Linked DNA regions of Homo sapiens: region 1 is linked to region 2. Evidence: chromatin loops called from intact Hi-C (ENCODE). Cell type or tissue: heart left ventricle. All regions are shown on one strand. Each heading gives the region's core, and the rest is flanking DNA. Links, peaks and the distances in the headings are about the cores only. Region 1 overlaps ARMH3 (armadillo like helical domain containing 3). Region 2 overlaps ARMH3 (armadillo like helical domain containing 3).

Region 1 (9,624 bases), core at 2,180-6,179, 97 kb before region 2:
TAGGCCGGGCGCCATGGCTCACGCCTGTAATACCAGCACCTTGGGAGGCCGAGGCGGGCGGATCACAAGGTCAGGAGATCGAGACCACGGTGAAACCCCGTCTCTACAAAAAATACAAAAAATTATCTGGGCGCAGTGGTGGGCGCCTGTAGTCTCAGCTACTTGGGAGGCTGAGGCAGGAGTATGGCGTGAACCCAGGAGGCGGAGCTTGCAGTCAGCTGAGATTGTGCCACTGCACTCCAGCCTGGGCGACAGAGCGAAGACTCTGTCTGGGAAAAAAAAAAAAAAAAAAAGAAAGTTCATGGTCTGTGTATACTTTAAGAAAAACACATTTGCATGTGGAGAAGTGTTAGGGAACATTTTCTGGCCTGGATCTGTACATCTTTTCAGAAGAGGTAATAAGCACAAACCACAATGTGGATTCTGCACATATCCGCATGATCACTTCTAGGCACACTGCATGAAGAGGGAGCCGACACATGAATATAGTGATCGCAGGGGTCTGTTGTAATCAAAGATATGCAATACCAGCAGACCACTTAGTTGTCTCTGAGCTTTCGCATTAGGTAGGACGAATTTAGAGAGAGATAGCGCTTCTGATCCATTCTTAGCCTACATTGTCCTGACAGCCTAGCTGGAGCCCTATTATCTGGGCAGATTATGTCTCCAGTGGCCTCGCCGGGAGAGTCCTGCCTCCTGAGGAGAACTGTTTGACCATCACAGTTTTTTGTTTTTGTTTTTGTTTTTGTTTTGAGACGGAGTCTCACTCTGTTGCCTAGGCTGGAGTGCAGTGGCATGATCTCGGCTCACTGCAACCTCTGCTTCCCAGGTTCAAGTGATTCTTCTGCCTCAGCCTCCCAAGTAGCTGGGATTACAGGTGCACACCACCATGCCCTGCTAATTTTTGTATTTTTACTAGAGATGGGGTTTCACCATCTTGGCCAGGCTGGTCTCTAACTCCTGACTTCAGGTGATCCGCCCACTTCAGCCTCCCAGTGTGCTGGGACTACAGGCATGAGCCACCACACCTGGCCGACCATCACAATTCTTTATAATGAGCACAACTGGAGGCAACTCAGAATCATCATATTTTCTTTTTACTTTGTGACAGGGCCTCACTGTGTTGCCCAGGCTGGTCTTCAACTCCTAGGCTCAAGCAGTCCTCCCACCTCAGCCTCCCAAAGTAGCTGGGACTACAGGTGTGTGCCATTACACCTAGCCATTATCATATTTTAATAAAGTTTAAACCTTAAGAGTTTTGTTTCTCCTTTGCCACTCCTCCTACATTCTTCTCTTTAACACCCAAGAACAGCTGTGCCACATTAATGTGATCTCAAATATGTATATTATCTTTAGTCCTTATAAAACATCTGAATTGAGTGTGACATCAGAATTGCTCCCTCCGATTTTTGGGCAAGAGGGTAATTTGGTGAACAGCAAATTGAGTAAAGCCCATTGCAGTGCCAGGCCTGGGATCTAGGGAGGTATAAAGGATTTCAGTCTAAATAGAGTAGACCTCTAGCTTGCTTTTTTTTTTTTTTTTTTTTTTTGAGACAGAGTCTTATTCTGTTGCCTAGGCTGGAGTGCAGTGGCATGATCTCAGCTCACTGCAACCTCTGCCTCCTGGATTCAAGTGATTCACCTGCCTCAGCTTCCCGAGTAGCTGGGACTACAGTCGCGCACCACCATGTTGGCTAATTTTTGTATTTTTTAGTAGAGACAGGGTTTCACCACATTGGCCAGGCTGGTCTAGAACTCCTGACCTTAGGTGATCTGCCTGCCTTGGCTTCCCAAAGTGCTGGGATTACAGGCGTGAGCCACTGTGCCCAACCTTCCGGCTTCTTAGATTGCTTATAAACTATATAGTCTTGCTTTCGTAGGTCTGAAATAATGATACAAATTTTACTTTTAGGTAAGTAGGTTGCAGTTTGCATTTTTCCATACCTTTTGGGTGTTTAGAAGTAAGTCTGATCCTTTATTTCAATTCAAAGACCATGAACAGTTGCTTTTTATAACACTTAACAGATGAGTGTTCAGCTTATTTTAGCTGGGGTCCCTGAACTTCATTATCTTAGGGTTCAGATTTGTTTTTGCTATGGACTTTATTTCTGGCTTATTTTATATCCTAGTTTTAGGATGTGCTATTTACTTTGTAACACGTATTACTGTAGTTTCAATTTTTTCATTTTAAAAGAAAGGAAACTGAGGCTCAGGAGATTAATTACTTTGCCCAGGGTTATTCTGTTAGTAAGCATCATTGCCTAGATTTGAACCCAAATTTTCTTACTATAAATTCTGAACTGTTACATTCCCAGGTGTATTAGTTATCTACTGCTGTGTAACAAACTACCCTAGACGTAGTGGTTTAAAACAAACATTTATCACCTCACAGTTTCTGTGGTTCAGGAATCCAGGAGAAACTTAACTGGATAGTTTTGGCATAGGGCCTCTCAAAAGGATGCTTTTTAAGGAATAAAGGTAATATGCATACTTGAGGATCACATTAACGTGGCACAGCTTTTCTTAAAGAGTGTTAAAGAGAAGAATGCAGAAGTGGCAAAGAATTAAAAAAAACCTTAAGGCTTAAACTTTATTAAAATAAGATGATGACCAGGTTAGTTGGGGCAGCAAGTATCTGAGATTCTACTGGGGCTCAAAAATCTGCTTTCAGGCTCACCTAATGGTTGTTGGTAAGCCTCAGTTCTTCACCACGTGGGTCTCTCCGTAGGGTTGGTAGGCATGGCAGCTGTCTTTCCCCAAAGCAGTTAATCTAAGAGAGAAAAGGGGAGCGAGAGCCCAGGATGGAAGCCATAGTATCATGTATAACCTAATCTCAAGTAACATATCATTTCTAATGGTCACACAGACCAACCCTGTTGCAATGTGGAAAGGGACTATATGAGTGTGTGAATACCAGATTGGGGTCCATCTTGCAGGCTGGTACCACAGTTGCACAGCTAGTAAGCTGCATAACTAAGGTTAAAATTCATGTCTGACCCCGGAGGCTGTTCTCTTAATCATGTCTGTGATAAGTGATGGAGGAAAGATTTGTATAGAGTGACTATGCTGACTGGAGCATTAGAGAAGATATCGGAAGGTTGCATTTGACCTGAGTCATGAAGAAACACTAGGGATTTTCTGTGTGGAGGAGTCAGGGAAGGACATACCACGTAGGGGACCAGCATGTTTAGGTGCTTGGAGGCTAGAAAATGTGGTATGTTTGGAGAATAGAGCATAATTCCAGGTGGTTAGAGTGTAGAGTGCATGGAGGGAGGATAAGAGAGTAGAAAAAAAGCTTGCCCAAGATTAAGTGGATGATGAGGAACAGTTGAAGGTGGGGCTGATATGATAAGATTGTATGTTCATTACTGTAAAGTTACAGGTATATTATCTGTTTACCCAAACCCCCACATTTCTAGCCAATGAACCTGGTCTACCCAAATGTTCTAACTCCCTCCTCGCCCTTGTTCATAACTTCACCCTCAAAAGAGTTTTTATCTTGCCTTGCTTTCTTAGGCGCTTTTTCCACCTGCTCCTTAATTTACTGCCCTGGGGTTAGGGAAGATGGAGAAGATAACGAGGCATCAAGTTGACAGAGGCTGGGCAGAAGGTCCCACCCTCAGGCTGAATTCACTTTCTTCATTACTACCCCTGGGCATGTTTCCAGATCTTCCTTCCCCCACTTCTAGCTCCCTTTCCAGTTTTTAGAATTTGAAGCATCAAGTCCTTATCAGGTGAACTTCCTGCTTCCAGCTGGGCAGCAGGCCAGGCTGCTGCTCTCACTTCTCATTATGTACCCCTTTTCGGCAGTATACAGCAGAATGAGAAATTGAAAGCAAAATGAATTTCTGCCATTTCAGATAAGTTTATAATCTTCCTAGTGAAATATGAAGAAATATGGAGTTTGGAAAGACTTAATACTCAAAGCCAGAATCTGGGTCAGAAATGAAACAATTTCACATCTGTGTGTGAATGCTGTAGGTAATGATGGGGGAAGGTGCTTATACTGAAGAAAAAAAAAAAAAGAAAGGTCTTGCCTGGAGCAGTTAAGAGGTAGCAAAACCGAACCAATTACTTTCACCTCCTAGCTGTACTCCTTGATTCTTGCTGCCACTCTCACTGCCACCACAGGATTGGGGAGTGAGGGGATATAGTCTCTGGGAGAGTAAATTTTCCTTTAAGTTACTCTTACATCGAAAACTTGGACTCTTCTTAAGTCACATATTTCCAAACCTGTAGGTAGGCATCAGAAGAAAGGTACAGACTTCAGTGGGTCCTACAGGAAGATTTCAGGAGAAAGTGGAACTCATTTTGTGTTGAAATAGGAAATTGCTACAAGCATGAAAGAAGCCCCACAAGAAGCACTAAATTTAGAGTCATTCTGCCAGTACATACATATGTGTGTGTGTGTTTGTGTGTGTGTGTGTATTTTATTTCATTTATTTTTATTTTTTTTTGAGACAGAGTCTCTGTGTTGCCCAGGCTGGAGTGCAGTGGCATGATCTTGGCTCACTGCAACCTCCGCCCCCCAGGTTCAAATGATTCTCATGTCTCAGCTTCCTGAGTAGCTGGGATTACAGGTGCCCACCACCACACCCGGCTAATTTTTTGTATTTTTAGTAGAGACAGGGTTTCACCATGTTGGCCAGGATGGTCTTGAACTCCTGACCTCCGGTGACCCATCCACCTCGGCCTCCCAAAGTGCTGGGATTACAGGAGTGAGCCACCGCGCCTGGCCTATGTGTGTAATTTTTTTTTAGAGGCAGGGTCTTGCTTTGTCGTCCAGGATGTAATGCAGTGGCACGATTATGGCTCACTCTAACTTGGAACTCCTGGGTGCAAGCAATCCTCCCACCTCAGTCTCATGAGTAACTAGGACTACAGGCTTGCACCACCATGCCTGGCTATTTTTATATTTTTTGTAGAGATGGGAGTTTTGCTGTGTTGCCTAGGCTGTCTTGAACTCCTGGCCACAAGTGATCCCCCTGCCTCAGCCTCCCAAAATGTTGGGATTTACAGGCATGAACCACTATGCCTGGCCTCCAGTATATATATATGCACACACATATACACATGTATGTATGTATATATACGTATTATATATACATGTATACATATATGTGTATATATAAACCCATGCGATCTGTATATATATATGTATATACATGTATATATACGTGTGTATATACGTATATACACATACGTATATACACATATATATACACACGTATATATACATGTATATACGTATATATATACATATATACGTATATATATACACACATATATATTCATATATGTGTACACGTATATATACATTATATTTATATATGTACACATGTGTGTATATATATGTACACGTGTGTGTGTGTGTGTGTGTGTGTGTGTGTGTGTATATATATTTTTAGATGGAGTCTCTTTCTGTTGCCCAGGATAGAGTGCAGTGGTGCTATTTCAGCTCACTGCAACCTCCGCCTCCCAGGTTCAAGCAATTCTCTGCCTCAACCTCCCAAGTAGCTGGGATTATAGGCAAGCACCACCACGCCCGGCTAATTTTTGTATTTTTGGTAGAGACGGGGTTTCACCATCTTGGCCAGGCTGGTCTTGAATTCCTGACCTCGTGATCGACCTGCCTCATCCTCCCAAAGTGCTGGGATTACAGGCGTGAGCCACTGTGCCTGGCCTCCAGTATATATATATATTTTTAAGGCCATAGCAGTGGTTAAAATTTTCATTCTGCTTGATAAATAGTATAAATTATTGAAACCACAAGGCTAATGATGTCACCTGTTGGTGACTGTGGAGACAGGAACAGAATCTAGGAGCAGTGCTGGAGTGGATGTGGATAGATGGCCGCAGGGGTTGGGGATGTAGGTCGCATCTCATTGGTGCTCTGGAGTGGCTCAGTGTTGGTGGGATGGCGTTATCAAAGGGGGCCAAATATAGGCCGTCCAGACCCAGGCCATACGAGAGGTGCTGGCATTCAGGAATGTACTGTGTGTGCATAGGTAGTCATGTATGGGCAGCATCTAGTCACATTTGCTGGCTGCAACAAAGCCATTAGCACCAGGAACCTCATGACTCTCAAGTTCATGGGAAAATTGACAGATGAGTTTGTAGATTGCTAAGGCAAATCATGCTCAAACAAGGGCATCATTAAGTGACAACTGTATCAAACAGGATCACATCACAATTTCTAAAAATCAGCAAATTATTTGGAAACAATTAGGATGATTTATATTGCAACTTATGTCACTTGGTAAGCAATTTTGGTACAGGCTTATGAGTGTAAAAAAACATAGTGTTTTTTCTGTTTTCTCACTCAACAACGACAATCAACACAGAAGACTTCTATGACCAAATGTGGGGAGGGTTTAGTCCCTACACACCAAGCAAGCAATCAGTTCTGTAGCAGATAGCAGCTGGGTGTACTGTATTTCAATTCTGACACTATCTACCTGGAGGTAGTTTCAGATCCCATGGGTTTAGGGCTCAGTCCCTAAGACTACCCCTGGCTTTCAAAGCCAATCAGAAGCCCAAGGTTATTTTGCCTGTGTTTCTGATGGACCGGCTATAAATTGGGGTTCCTACAACCTCCTCCTTAGGTTTGATTAATTTGCTAGAGTGGCTCACAGAATTCAGGGAAACACATTTACCAGTTTATTACAAAGGATATTTTAAAGAAACATATAAACAGTCAGATGAAGAGATACATAGGGTGAGGTCTGAAAGGGTCTGGAGCCCAGGAGCTTCTGACCCCATGGAGTTGGGGTGTGCCAACCTCCCTGCACGTAGATGAATTCTTGTTCGCCTTCCTGTAGGCCTCCATGTGTTTAGCTATCCAGAAGCTCTCCAAACCCTGTACTTTTGGTTTCTTATGGAGATTTCATTATGTAGGCATGTTTGATTAAACCATTGGCTGGCCATGGTTCATGCCTGTAATCCTAGCACTTTGGGAGGCTGAGGTAGATGGATCACTTGAGCCCAGCCTGAGCAACTTGGTGACACCTTGTCTCTACAAAAATTAGTTAGGTGTGGTAGTGTGTGCTTGTAGTCCCAGCTACTTGGGAGGCTGAGGAGGGAGGATGGTTTGAGCCGTGGAGGTCAAGGCTGCGGTGAGCCGTGATTGCACCACTGCATTCCAGCCTAGGTGACAGAGTGAGACCTTGTCTCAAAAAATAAATAAAATAAAATAAAAACCACTGGCCATTGGTAATCAACTTAACCTTCAGCCCCTCTTCTCTCCCTGGAAGTCAGGGCTAGGGCTGAAAGCCCAGCTCGCTAATCATGCCTTGGTCTCCCTGGTGACCAACCCTCATTCTGAAGCTACCTAGGGGAGGCCAGCCGTCAGTCACCTCAACATACAAACAGACATCACTTTGGAGATTCTAAGGATTTTAGGAGTTGTATGTCAGGAAACAGGGTTGAAGACCAAATATATATTTTAGAACAGTGGTCCCCAACCTTTTTGGCACCAGGAACCAGTTTCATGGAAGACAATTTTTTCACAGATCTGGGGGCAGTGATGGTTTCGAGATGATCCAAGTGCATAACATTTATTGTGTATTTTATTTGTTATTATTACATCGTAATATATAATGAAATAATTCTGTAACTCACCATAATGTAGAATCAGTGGGAGCCTTAAGCTTGTTTTCCTGCAACTAGATGGTCCTGTCTGGGAGTGATGGGAGACAGTGACAGATCATGAGGCATTAGATTATCATAAGGAGCCACAACCTAGATCCCTTGCATGCGCAGTTCACAATAGGGTTTGTGCTCCTATGAGAATCTAATGCTGCCACTGATCTGACAGGAGGCAGAGTTCAGGTGGTAATGCAGACCATGGGCAGCAGCTGTAAATACAGTTGAAGTTTCCCTTGCTCACCTGCCACTCACCTCCTGCTGTGCAGCCTGGTTTCTAACCAGTACTCGTCCATGGCCTGGGTGTTGGGGACCCTTTTTACAATATCACAAGGTTAGTTTATTAGAGAATAAAAGGGAATGACTTAAAATTTTTCCATGTATGTATTGATTTATAGATTATTTTTCTGTACGGTTTGTAAAATACATGTTTTTTTCTTTTTTTGAGACAGTCTTACTCTGGCATCTAGGCTGGAGTGCAATGGCGCAATCTCAGCTCACTGTAACCTCCGCCTCCCGGGTTCAAGCAATTCTTGTGCCTCAGCCTCCCAAGTAGTTGGGATTACAGGCCTGCACTACCACTCCTGGCCAATTTTTGTGTTTTTTTTTTGGTAGAGATGGCATTTCACCATGTTGACTAGGTTGGTGTCAAACTCCTGACCTCAGGTGATCCACCCACCTTGGCTTCCCAAAGTGCTGGGATTACAGGTGTGAGCCACTATACCCGCTATACCCGGCCTGTAAAATATTTTTAATATCACTGCTGAAGGTACCCCAGTCTTTGTTTTTTTTTTTTTTTTTTTTTTTGAGATAGAGTCTCGCTCTGTCGCCCAGGCTGGAGTGCAGTGGTGCGATCTTGGCTCACTGCAAGCTCCACCTCACTGCAAGTTCACGCCATTCTCCTGCCTCAGCCTCCCGAGTACCTGGGACTACAGGCACCCACCACCGCGCCCAGCTAATTTTTTGTATTTTTAGATAGAGACGGGGTTTCACCGTGCTAGCCAAGATGGTCTCAATCTCCTGACCTCGTGATCCACCCGCCTCTACCTCCCAAAGTGCTGGGATTACAGGCGTGAGCCACCATGCCCGGCCTGTACCCAAGTCTTTTAAGAGAGTACTGTTTAAATAGTTTTTACTAAATTCTGTCTGAGAGGCTCCTGCAAGACCACTTAGGGAGTGAGAAGAACAGAGAGAGATGTGAATAATGGAGCAAGTAGAATAAGCTAATAAGGTAGCAATGGAGGCTTATTATTCGGAGTGCTATGAAAATATCTGGAGAAGAGTAATTTTAGGACTTTAGCTTATAAATTTAGTTCAATTCACTTGTATCCTTGGTACGTTGTTAGGCATTTTGTTTATTTATTTATTTTTAAGACGGGCTATCACTATGTTGGCCAGGTTGGTCTTGAACTCTTGGCCTCAAGCAGTCCTACTGCCTCAGCCTCCCAAAGTGCTAGGATTACAGGCGTGAGCCACCAAGCCTGGTCAGTTGTTAGGCATTTTAATTCCTCTACCTGGTGTCTCTGGCTCTCATTCTGCAGAGAGAGGTTAGTAGTGTTTTCTCTGCTTTCTTCTTTTCTCCTCTGGTAAGAAGCCCAAGAAATTAGCTACCCCTGTTTTTTTTCTTTTTCTTTTTTTTTCATTATTTCTTCTTAAAAAAACAAAAAAACGATTACATGTGCAGAATGTGCAGGTTTGTTACATAGGTATATGCGTGCCATGGCCTATTGACCCATCCTCCGAGTTCCCTCCCCTCACCCCCCAACCCCCCAACAGGCCCTAGTGTGTGTTGTTCCCCTCTCTGTGTGCATGTGTTCTCAATGTTCAGCTCCCACTTATGAGTGAGAGCATGCAGTGTTTGGTTGTCTGTTCTTGTGTTAGTTTGCTGAGGATGATGGCTTCCAGCTTCATCCATGTCGCTGCAAAGGACATGATCTCATTCCTTTTTCTGGCTGCATAGTATTTCATGGTGTATATGTA
Region 2 (9,624 bases), core at 1,796-5,795:
GGCTGCTAACATTCCACCCAGACAGAAGCTAGGGTACTTGGACCTCTGTATTCTCCAAACCTAGGCAAGAATAAAATAATAATAATAATAAAAAACAAGAACAAAACCTCTAGTTCAGTTGAGACAGGAATTTAAAAAAAAAATTTCCTAAGAAATGTAAGGAAAGCCTGATTTAAAAAAACAAAAAACAAAACCTAAAAAAGCATAAAATGTGGATGCATTTACAGAGTGCAAAATCTTTTTCGAAGATACCTGTGGTCTAATGGTAGATTGATTTGACTACTGAAGCTCCTTTCCTTCAATCGTGTTGGTCCTGGACACTAAACCCTATGACTCAGACTCCACCCTGAGTGAACTTTAAATTGGTGCTGCTGCTAGGATCAGTGGGATTATCAGTTCTCTAAACTTGCTTCACCTACCTTCTCATTGGGTTTAGGGTCCTGGTTTTCCTTTCTGCTTATGGGCTGTGGTCATCTCTGCCAACATCCTTGAGCCTTGCTCTCTGATTGAGAAAAATGTTTGACCCCCACTTGGTCATAAAATTCTTTCCTACTTTGGAATTAGAGCAAACCTCAGCCTTAACTTGCAGATATTATCTCCAGCTCTCTTGGTAGTTTCTGGAAAAATAAGTTGTCAGAACTCTTTTCTTGCTCCTGACTCATGTCTGTCGTATTTGGTTTATTCACTTATTGAATATTTATTGAGCACAAGCTGTGTACCAGGCATTGGGTTAGATGTTTGGCGTTGCTTTTCCAAGTTTTTATTATATGTACTATAAATGTTATATATTATGTTAGATAAATTTTACAAATGTACCCTCTAAGATTTAGCCCTCTTTCAACAAATATTTCTTATATGGCTGCAATAGACTATTCCCAGGTACTATGATAAGTGCTGGGATTGGTATTTTTTTTTAAGTTTTTGGTTTATACTTTTATTACCTGAATTAGATTAAATGGTTCTATAATTCTTTACTATCAAGAAGCTATAAAATAGTGATTTGTTATGCTAGCTCATACATACACACACACAAACACACATACACACGTGCACACATTTTATTTTTTATTTTTGAGAGAAGGTCTCGTTATATTGCCCAGGCTGGAGCGTGGTAGCACAAACACCACTCACTGCAGCCTCATCCCCCTGGGCTCAAGTGATCCTCCCACTTCAGCCTTCCAAGTAGCTGAGACTACAGGCAAATGCCACCACACCTGGCCCTGGCTTATTATTATTATTATTTTTATTTTGTAGAGACAAGGTCTCACCATGTTGCTCAGGCTGGTCTCGAACTCCTGGGTTCAAGTAATCCGCCCACCTTAGCCTCCCAAAGTGCTGGGATTATAGTTGTGAGCCACTGCACCCAGCCCACGCACCCATTTTGTTGTTGTTGTTGATTTTGGGTGGGGTTTTTTGCGGGGAGACAGGGTTTCACTATGTCACCCAGGCTGGAGTGCAGTGGCACAATCTTGGCTCACTGAAACCTCTGTCTCCCAGGCTTAAGTGATCCTCCCACCTCAGCCTCCCAAGTAGCTGGGACCACAAGTGTGTGCCACCACACCTGGCTAAATTTTTTTGTATTTTTTGTAGAGACAGGGTTTCACCATGTTACCCAGGCTGATCTTGAACTCCTGGGCTCAAGTGATCCGCTCACCTTAGCCTCTCAAAGTGCTGGAATTACATGCGTGAGCCACCACGCCTAGCCCACACTACCCATTTTAATAAACTTTCTGTTTTGGAATAATTTTAGATTTATAGAAAAAGTAAAAAGATAATCCACAGAGTTCCTGGATACCCTCAGCCTAATTTCCGTCATTTTATGTCACCAAGGTACATGTATCAACACTAAGTAACTGGCATTATTATTAACTAAATTCCGTATTTTAATTAGATTTTACCAGTTTTTCCATTAATGTCCTCTTGCTGTGCCAGGGTCCATTCCAGGATATGCATTTAATTGTCATATCTCCCCAGTGATTTGTGACAATTTCTCAACTCTTGTTTTTCATGACTTTTAGAGTCTTAAGAAAGTACTGGCTGGGCACGGTGGCTCACACCTGTAATCCCAATACTTTGGGAGACCAAGGTGAGTGGATCACCTGAAAGGTCAGGAGTTTGAGAACAGCTTGGCCAATGTGGTGAAACCCCATCTCTATTAAAAATACAAAATTAGCTGGTCATGGTGGCGGGGGCCTGTAATCCCAGCTTCTTGGGAAGCTGAGGCAGAAGAATTGCTTAAACCCGGAAGGTGGAGGTTGCAGGGAGCTGAGATCGCACCATTGCACTCCAGCCTGGGCAACAAGAGCAAAACTCCGTCTCAAAAAAAAAAAAGGAAGAAAGAAAGAAACTACCAGTCAGCGTCAGGAGCAATGGCTCATGCCTGTAATCCCAGCATTTTAGGAGGTGAGGAGGGAGGACTGCCTGAGCTCAGGAGTTTGAGACCAGCCTGGGCAATCTGGCAAAACCCCATCTCTACAAAAAATACAAAAATTAGCCAGACATGGTGGCACATGCCTGTAGTCCCAGCTACTTGGGAGGCTGAAGTGGGAGGATTGCTTGAGCCAAGGAGATGGAGGCTGTAGTGAGCCATGTTTGTGCCACTGCACTCCAGCCTGGATGACAAAGTGAGACCCTGTCTCAAAAAAAAAAAAAAAAAAAATACCAGTCAGGTATCCTGTAGAATGTCCCCTGTCTGATATTTTTCTTGTGATTAGATTGAGATATTAAGTGCCCTTCTCATCAGATCATACCAAGGGTTACATGGTATCTACATGATATCACTGGCAATCTACAGCTTCATCATTTGGTTAAGGTAGTGTTTACCAGGCTTCTTTGCTATAAAGTTACTGTGTTTCCCATTTGCTACTCTAGTCTTTGGCAATAAATCACTAAATCTAGCCCACCCTCAGGAATGAGAAATAAACTTCATTTCCTATAGGGAGAAGTATCTACATATATTATTTGAAATTGTTCTATGAGAAAGATTTGTTGGCCAGCCGCTGTGGCTCATGTCTATAATCCCAGCACTTTGGGAGGTGGAGACCTGTGGATTGCTTGAGCCCAGGCTTGAGCCTGGGCGACATGGCAAAACCGTGTTTCTACCAACAAAATACAAAAATAATTAGCCGGGCATGCTGGCACATGCCTGTAGTCCCAGCTGCTAGGGAGGCTTAGGTGGGAGGATCGCTTGAGCCTGGGAGGTTAAGGATGCAGTGAGCCATGATTGTGCCACTGCATTCCAGACTTGGTAACAGAGTGACACCCTGTCTAAAATATAAATATAAATAAATATATATATATATATGAAAAAAAGAGATTTGTCTCTCTCTATGAATCATTTATATTCATATGGACTCATGTAAAACCCTGATCTAAAACCTGTGTTCTTTTTGCTACACCAGGCAAGAAATGACAAAGACCTATACCAAGGCACTGGTTTCAGGGAAATTTATTTCAGATTTCAGAGATTTTTAAGAGGTAGATTTGATAAGACTAGGTAATTTTGGATGTGACTAAGTGATGGAGAAGGGAGTGTTTTAAAATGACACTCAGCTTTTGGGTTGAATGGCCGGATATAAAATTTTGGTTTGAAACTATTTACTAACAAGTATGAAGATTGCTTCTATTTAGCCTATATGTTGTTGGCCCAGCTTTACTGAGTGCCCTGTTCTCCCAAGTCAGACAAGACAGCTTTTCTTTCTGATTGAAGCACCAGGGCCCCCTAGTGGACAGCCCTCTGGGTTCCCTTTCTCATCTGAAGGACTCAATATTTTTGTTTGGCTTTGGGTTTTTTCCGTTAGTTCATTTGCAGAGCAGAGATGCTTGATTCTATTTTCTGTCTAATAGTAAATCCTTCCCACTTCAGAGTTATCAATTCACCCCCATTTGTGACTACCTCATGTTCAATAAGAGGAAGTTACCCAGTCACAATCGGTCCCATGCTCTAGTACTCTAAACCAGAGGGTACTTGATCCTTATTTTTTAACAGATGTATCCACCTCTTCTATCTGGCACCATATTAATACGAATTCTTTGTTTCAGAGCCATCATCAACCACTTTAACCCCAAAATTGAGTCCTACGCTGCTGTGAATCACATATCCCAACTGTCAGAGGAGCAGGTAAGCCACTACTTTCCCCAGATGACCTAGTTGGTGGCTAGGATCAAGCAGTTGCCTTCTCTCTGATGGCAGGGGGATTCTGTGACTGAGCTTTTGTGGTAGTGACCAGGGCCAGGCTGCTGAGAGGAATTAGTGTGGGGTTGGTTGATAGTACTTTTAATACAGAGTGATGCTGTCTGCGTTTGTGCCATCTGAAGGGTTTGTTAATTATATAGAAGATATGTAGGTGAAAATCTGGTGAATTATTTGTTTTAGAGTGTGATAAGGCATTTCTTTTTTTAAAATTTTAGGCAGAGAGTCATTTTGATTTTTGAAAATAAGAAATGAGAACTTAGAAATGGATGAAACTGCCAATTAGAAAAACCCTGAGTTCAGCTTAATTTGAAGCTATTTGGCTCGTTAAAACATGAGCCCTCATTGGGACAGATTTTCCTTAGTAATTGAGTTCTCTTTGCCTTGAGCAATTATTTTTGAGGAGGTTTTTCTGTGGTATGGACTGAGTTAGAGATGCAGATAGCCTTGTGTCTTTGTTTTCTTTAAATCTGGCCTGATTTCCCCTTCTCCCAGAGTGCCTGCACTCAGCTCTGCATTATATAAAAGTACAGATGAGGCGTTAGCGTGGCATGGGATTGAACTTGATGTGTCAAAATGAAACTCTTGAGTCCTTTTTTAAAAAGCACTAAATAAGACATCCTATTCACATGGTTCCCTTTCCTTTTCATCCTACTCCCAAATTGGAGGGGCCAGGGTATAGACCCCAAGCCAGTAGGAAGACCATATGTGCCCTGTTCTTCCTTTTTTGCCAGTGCATCTTTGTAACCCTTGTTTGAGCTTCTTGCTGGCAGAGCCAGCCAGCCAGCTATGATTTGACCATGTGTTTCAGTGTTCCTCAAAGCTATTCAGTTCTCCCAGTGAAGCACCAAGCAAGCCTTTTTCCTAATAGACAAGCTTCTCAGTATTCCCACCAGTGGCTCTTTTCTCAGCCAGATGGATAGGACTCTATTAGTCTGTCAGTTGTTCCCTTTGACATATTTGTTCTCTTTTGTGAGCCCAGCTGTGAGAATCCATCCTCACATTTAAAACTGCTTTTATAAATGGCCTTCATTTCCTTTTTTCCTCTCTGCCTGTGGAGCTATCCTGAATCCTGTTCTTTGATGCTGTGCTGTCTGTGAGGTGCTTTGTGATGCTACCATTTTCTTGTTGGACTAGTTCACATTAATTTTACTATATCATTTTTATGCAAAATAATTCAACATCTTGAGTTTTATGCAGTAAGAGAAGGGGTGACTTTCCTACCACAGTGAGCTCTGGTTAGTCTAAAAGCTTTTTTTTTTTTTTAAAAAAAAAAAAAAGGAGACATTTACTCTGTCAGCCACGTGCAGTATTCATCCCCCAGCAGCTTGGGAAGGTCAAGCTGAAATCTTTCTCCAGCAGTAGCTGCCACAGACCAATAATAAAAATCCTTTCTGGCACACAAGGCAATCTGTGAAAGGATGATTAGCAAGCACGTGTCCTCAGCCTCCTCCAACTTCTTTCAAAGTTAAATGAAATGATGAAAGTGCCTCTCAAAAAGAGTGCGCAGGCCAGAGACGAAGCGATTTCAATGGAGAGGGATTTCATAGGAGAATGGGGAAAGGATAGCAAGATTGATTTACTTGGTCAATATGTAATTGTATACCTGCTGGGTGCGGTGGCTCACACTTGTAATCCCAGCACTTTGGGAGGCTGAGGTGGGCAGATTGCTTGAGCCCAGGAATTCAAGACCACCCTGTACCACATGGTGAAGCTGTCTCTACAAAAAAAAAAAAAAAAAAAAAAAGAGAGAGAGAGAGAAAGAAAAATTAGCCAGACGTGGTGGTGTGCACCTGTAGTCCCAGCAACTTGGGAGGCTGAGGTGGGAGCTGAGGTGAACCCAGGGAGGTTGAAGCTGCAGTAAGCTGTGATCATGCCACTGCACTCCAGCCTGGGTGACAATGAGACCCTGTCTCAAAATAATAGTAATAATAATAATTATCATTATTATTGTATACCTTCTATAATATAAGTTGTGGTGCTAAGGTAAGTGGGGATCAGTGGTGAATAATCTTAGTCATTGCTCTCATGGAGTCTTTGTGTACTCATTACCTCTTTTAATAGTCCTTTTCACTTGGGGGTTTGGAGGAGGGTGATACTATTCTGGGACCTTCTTGAGAGCCACCCTCAAAATAGTTGTTGCTTCTCTTCTCTAACTGATTTTGAAGGGTGCTAAATGACAGCATTACAGTACACTTGGTTTATTCTCAGCACTATCAGATTAGAGGTATTTGACTGCCTTGTTAATCTCCAGCATGTGTTGGAGCACTTCTCTCCCTTCACTTATGAGCATTAATGTGAATGTCACTTAATGTTAACAGTATTCATGGCCTCTCAAAGAGCTAGTTTTATGGATTGCAGTAGGGCCCTGCAGTTGTTAGCAGCAGACTGAGTAGAGAAAAAAGTCAAGAACTTAATCCTCAATAGATTCTAAAGTACCCCTAAAATAAAACCTAAAGAGCATGGATAGATGTTAAATGGAATTTGTTACATTTAGTAAGTTAGCAGAGAAGACAGGGCACTTTCCTATGTCTGCCTGCCCAGCCTGCCATTTTTTTCTGGCAAAGAGATTTGTGAATTCTTGAATTCTGACAACCCCTAGACACATTCCAGCCTCTGTTTGAGGCATTTCAAGGTGGTACTTGTAAATCCATTATTGCATATTAAACAAAGCCCAGCCTTTCACACTGGGGTTTCTTTTCAGACATCCAGAAGGTAAATGACATTTTTTTGTTAATTGTCATTGGCTTCATCATTCGTGATAAAGTTTTTAATCAGTTGATACCCTCAATGTGACTGAAGGATCATTCTTTTTTGTTTGTTTGTTTTTGAGACAGAGTCTCACTCTGTCACCCAGGCTGGAGTACAGTGGCACGATCTTGGCTCACTGCAGCCTCTGTCCCCTGGGTTCAAGCGATTCTCCTGCCTCAGCCTCCCAGGTAGCTGGGATTAGAGGTGCATGCCACCATGCCTGGCTGATTTTTGTTTTTTTTAAGTAGGGTTTCGCCATGTTTGCCAGGTTGGTCTTGAACTCCTGACCTCAAATGAGCCACCTGCTTTAGCCTCCCAAAGTGCTGGCATTACAGGCATGAGCCACTGCACCCAGCCTGGTCATACATTTTTTTAATGTAATAAACTGTATGTATTTTTATGGTATATATGCAGGTGCTATATTTGTCTGGGGTTAATTGTGAAGCTTGTTCATTTTTACCTCTTTTTTTTTTATATGTGGTAGAATATACATAACATAAAATTTACCATTTTAACCCCCTTTTTTTTTTTGAGATGGAGTCTTGCCCTTGTTGCCCAGGCTGGAGTGCAATGGCGCGATCTTGGCTCACCGCAACCTCTGCTTCTCGGGTTCAATCAATTCTCCTGCGTCAGCCTCCCTAGTAGCTGGGATTACAGGCACCCACCACCACGCTCAGCTAATTTTTTGTATTTTTTAGTAAAGATGGGGTTTCACCATGTTGGCCAGCCTGGTCTCAAAACTCCTGACCTCAGGTGATCCACCCGCCTCGGGCTCCCAAAGTGCTGGGATTACAGGCGTGAGCCACTGTGCCCAGCCCATTTTAACCCTTTTTAAGTGTACAGTTCAGTGGCATTAAATACATTCACATTGTTGTGCAACCATCTCTGCTCTCCTTCTCTCCAGGGCTTTTTCATCATTCCATACTGAAACTCTATATCCATTAAACAGTTACTCCCCATTTCCCCTACCCTGAGCCCCTGATAACCACTGTTCTACTCTGTCTCTATGAATTTGACTATTCTAGGTACTTTAATGGAATCATACAGTATTTGGACTTTTGTGACAAGCTTATTTCACTTAGCATCATGTATTCAAGATTCATCCATATTGTACCATGTGCCACAATTTTGTTCCTTTTTAAGGTTTAATAATATTCCATTGCATGTATATACATTTTGTTTATTCATCCATTGGTGGACATTTGGGTTATCTCCACCTTTCAGCTATTATGAATAATGTTGCTTTTGAACATTGGCGTATTACAACTATGTGTTGGAGTCCCTGCTTTCAATTCTTTTGTGTATATACTCAGAAGTGGAATTGCTGGATCACAGGATAATTCTATGTTTAACATTTTGAGGAACTGCCAGACTGTTTCTCAGATTGGCTGTACCATTTTACATCCCAATTTCTCCACATCCTTGCCAACACTTGTTTTCTGTTTTTTTTTTAATAGCCATCCTAATGGGTATGACGTAGTATCTCATTGTAGTTTTGATTTGCATTTACCTAATGATATATTGAGCATCTCTTCATGTACATATTAGCCATTTGTAGATCATCTTTGGAGAAATTCTTTTCAAGTCCTTTGCACATTTCTTAATTGGGGAATTTTTTTGTTGTTGTTAACTGTTAGGAATTCTTTATATATTCTGGATGTTAATTCCTCATTAGATATCTGATCTGCAAATACTCTACTCCATTCTGTGGTTTGTCTTTTTACTCTATTGTTAGTGTCCTTTATGCATAAGCTTTTAAAAACTTTGGTGAAGTCCAATTTGCCTGTTTTTTTTTGTTTGTTTGTTTTGTTTTGTTTTTGTTGTTGTTGTTGCCTGTGCTTTTGGTGTCAAATCCAAGAAGTCCAAGAAGTTATTGCCAAATCTAATGTTATGAAGCTTTTCCCCTATGTTTTCTTCTAAGAGTTTAGTTTTAGCTCTTATGTTTAGATATTTAATCCATTTTGAGTTAATTTTTATATACAGCATTAGGTAAGGGCATTTTGACCTCTTTTTGTATTTAACATACCTTTATGAATAAAGATTACGGAGAAGATACAACTTGCTTTTCTAAGAGCTATGAAACTACTCATAGTTTATTCCTTACTGGATTTGGCTTGTTTCTGGGACACCTTTCAAAATTGTCCTTCAGGCCCCTTGTCCCCTCTTCAACTGAGATTTAGTTCCTTTCTCTCTCCAGTGTGGCTTTTTAGTAAGCATGCATCCCTACCTGGTAGAATCATTTGATATGTCCAGGAAAATTGATCAGCCAAGGAATAAGGATTCCCAAAAAGATGAAACTAAGGGGTCAGACTGGAAGATTTAGAATGCATACCAGCTTAAGTGGTTTCTGACATTAGGAACTTTGAGTCTACTTTGATTCTCTCCATTTCTAAGGCTACTTTCTCTCTGCTTCCAGTTGTGTTCATCTCCTCTAGCTCTCTTCTCTTTTAAAGAGGACCGCAAATAATGCAACCTGAGCACATCAGTCACCCTTGTAAGCCTTCCGAAATTCTGGTCTTCAGCTTGTCCCTCGCTAGTGGCCTGCACCCTAATTTTCTTTTTGTTTGCTTGGCGGGTGTGTGTGTGTGTGTGTGTGTGTGTGAGATCTCCCTCTGTTGCCCAGAATGGAGTGCAGTGGCATGATCATAATTTACTACAGCCTCGACCTCCTGGGTTCAAGT

Evidence for each region. Peaks named below come from ENCODE experiments on the same cell type or tissue, not always from the same donor. Only the 100,000 strongest peaks of a DNase experiment are listed, where the experiment ranks them.
Region 1: it touches region 2 in a loop (4-fold over the local background); 2 of 110 quality-filtered maps call a loop at or near these places.

What each region holds. Positions count from the first base shown.
Region 1 is chr10:101,980,849-101,990,472 of GRCh38, reverse strand. The region is part of intron 19 of ARMH3 (armadillo like helical domain containing 3); the gene reads left to right. Among named protein-coding and RNA genes, the nearest start is that of ARMH3, 71 kb to the left of the region's middle. In heart left ventricle, for the core only: no CTCF peak of the experiment used is centred there; a DNase peak (open chromatin) is centred at 3,760.
Region 2 is chr10:101,883,908-101,893,531 of GRCh38, reverse strand. ARMH3 (armadillo like helical domain containing 3) reads left to right here. Exons shown (of 26, transcript NM_024541.3): 24 at 4,042-4,120. Among named protein-coding and RNA genes, the nearest start is that of KCNIP2, 45 kb to the right of the region's middle. In heart left ventricle, for the core only: a CTCF peak has its summit at 3,731 (motif pointing left); a DNase peak (open chromatin) is centred at 3,731; H3K27ac peaks cover 701 bases.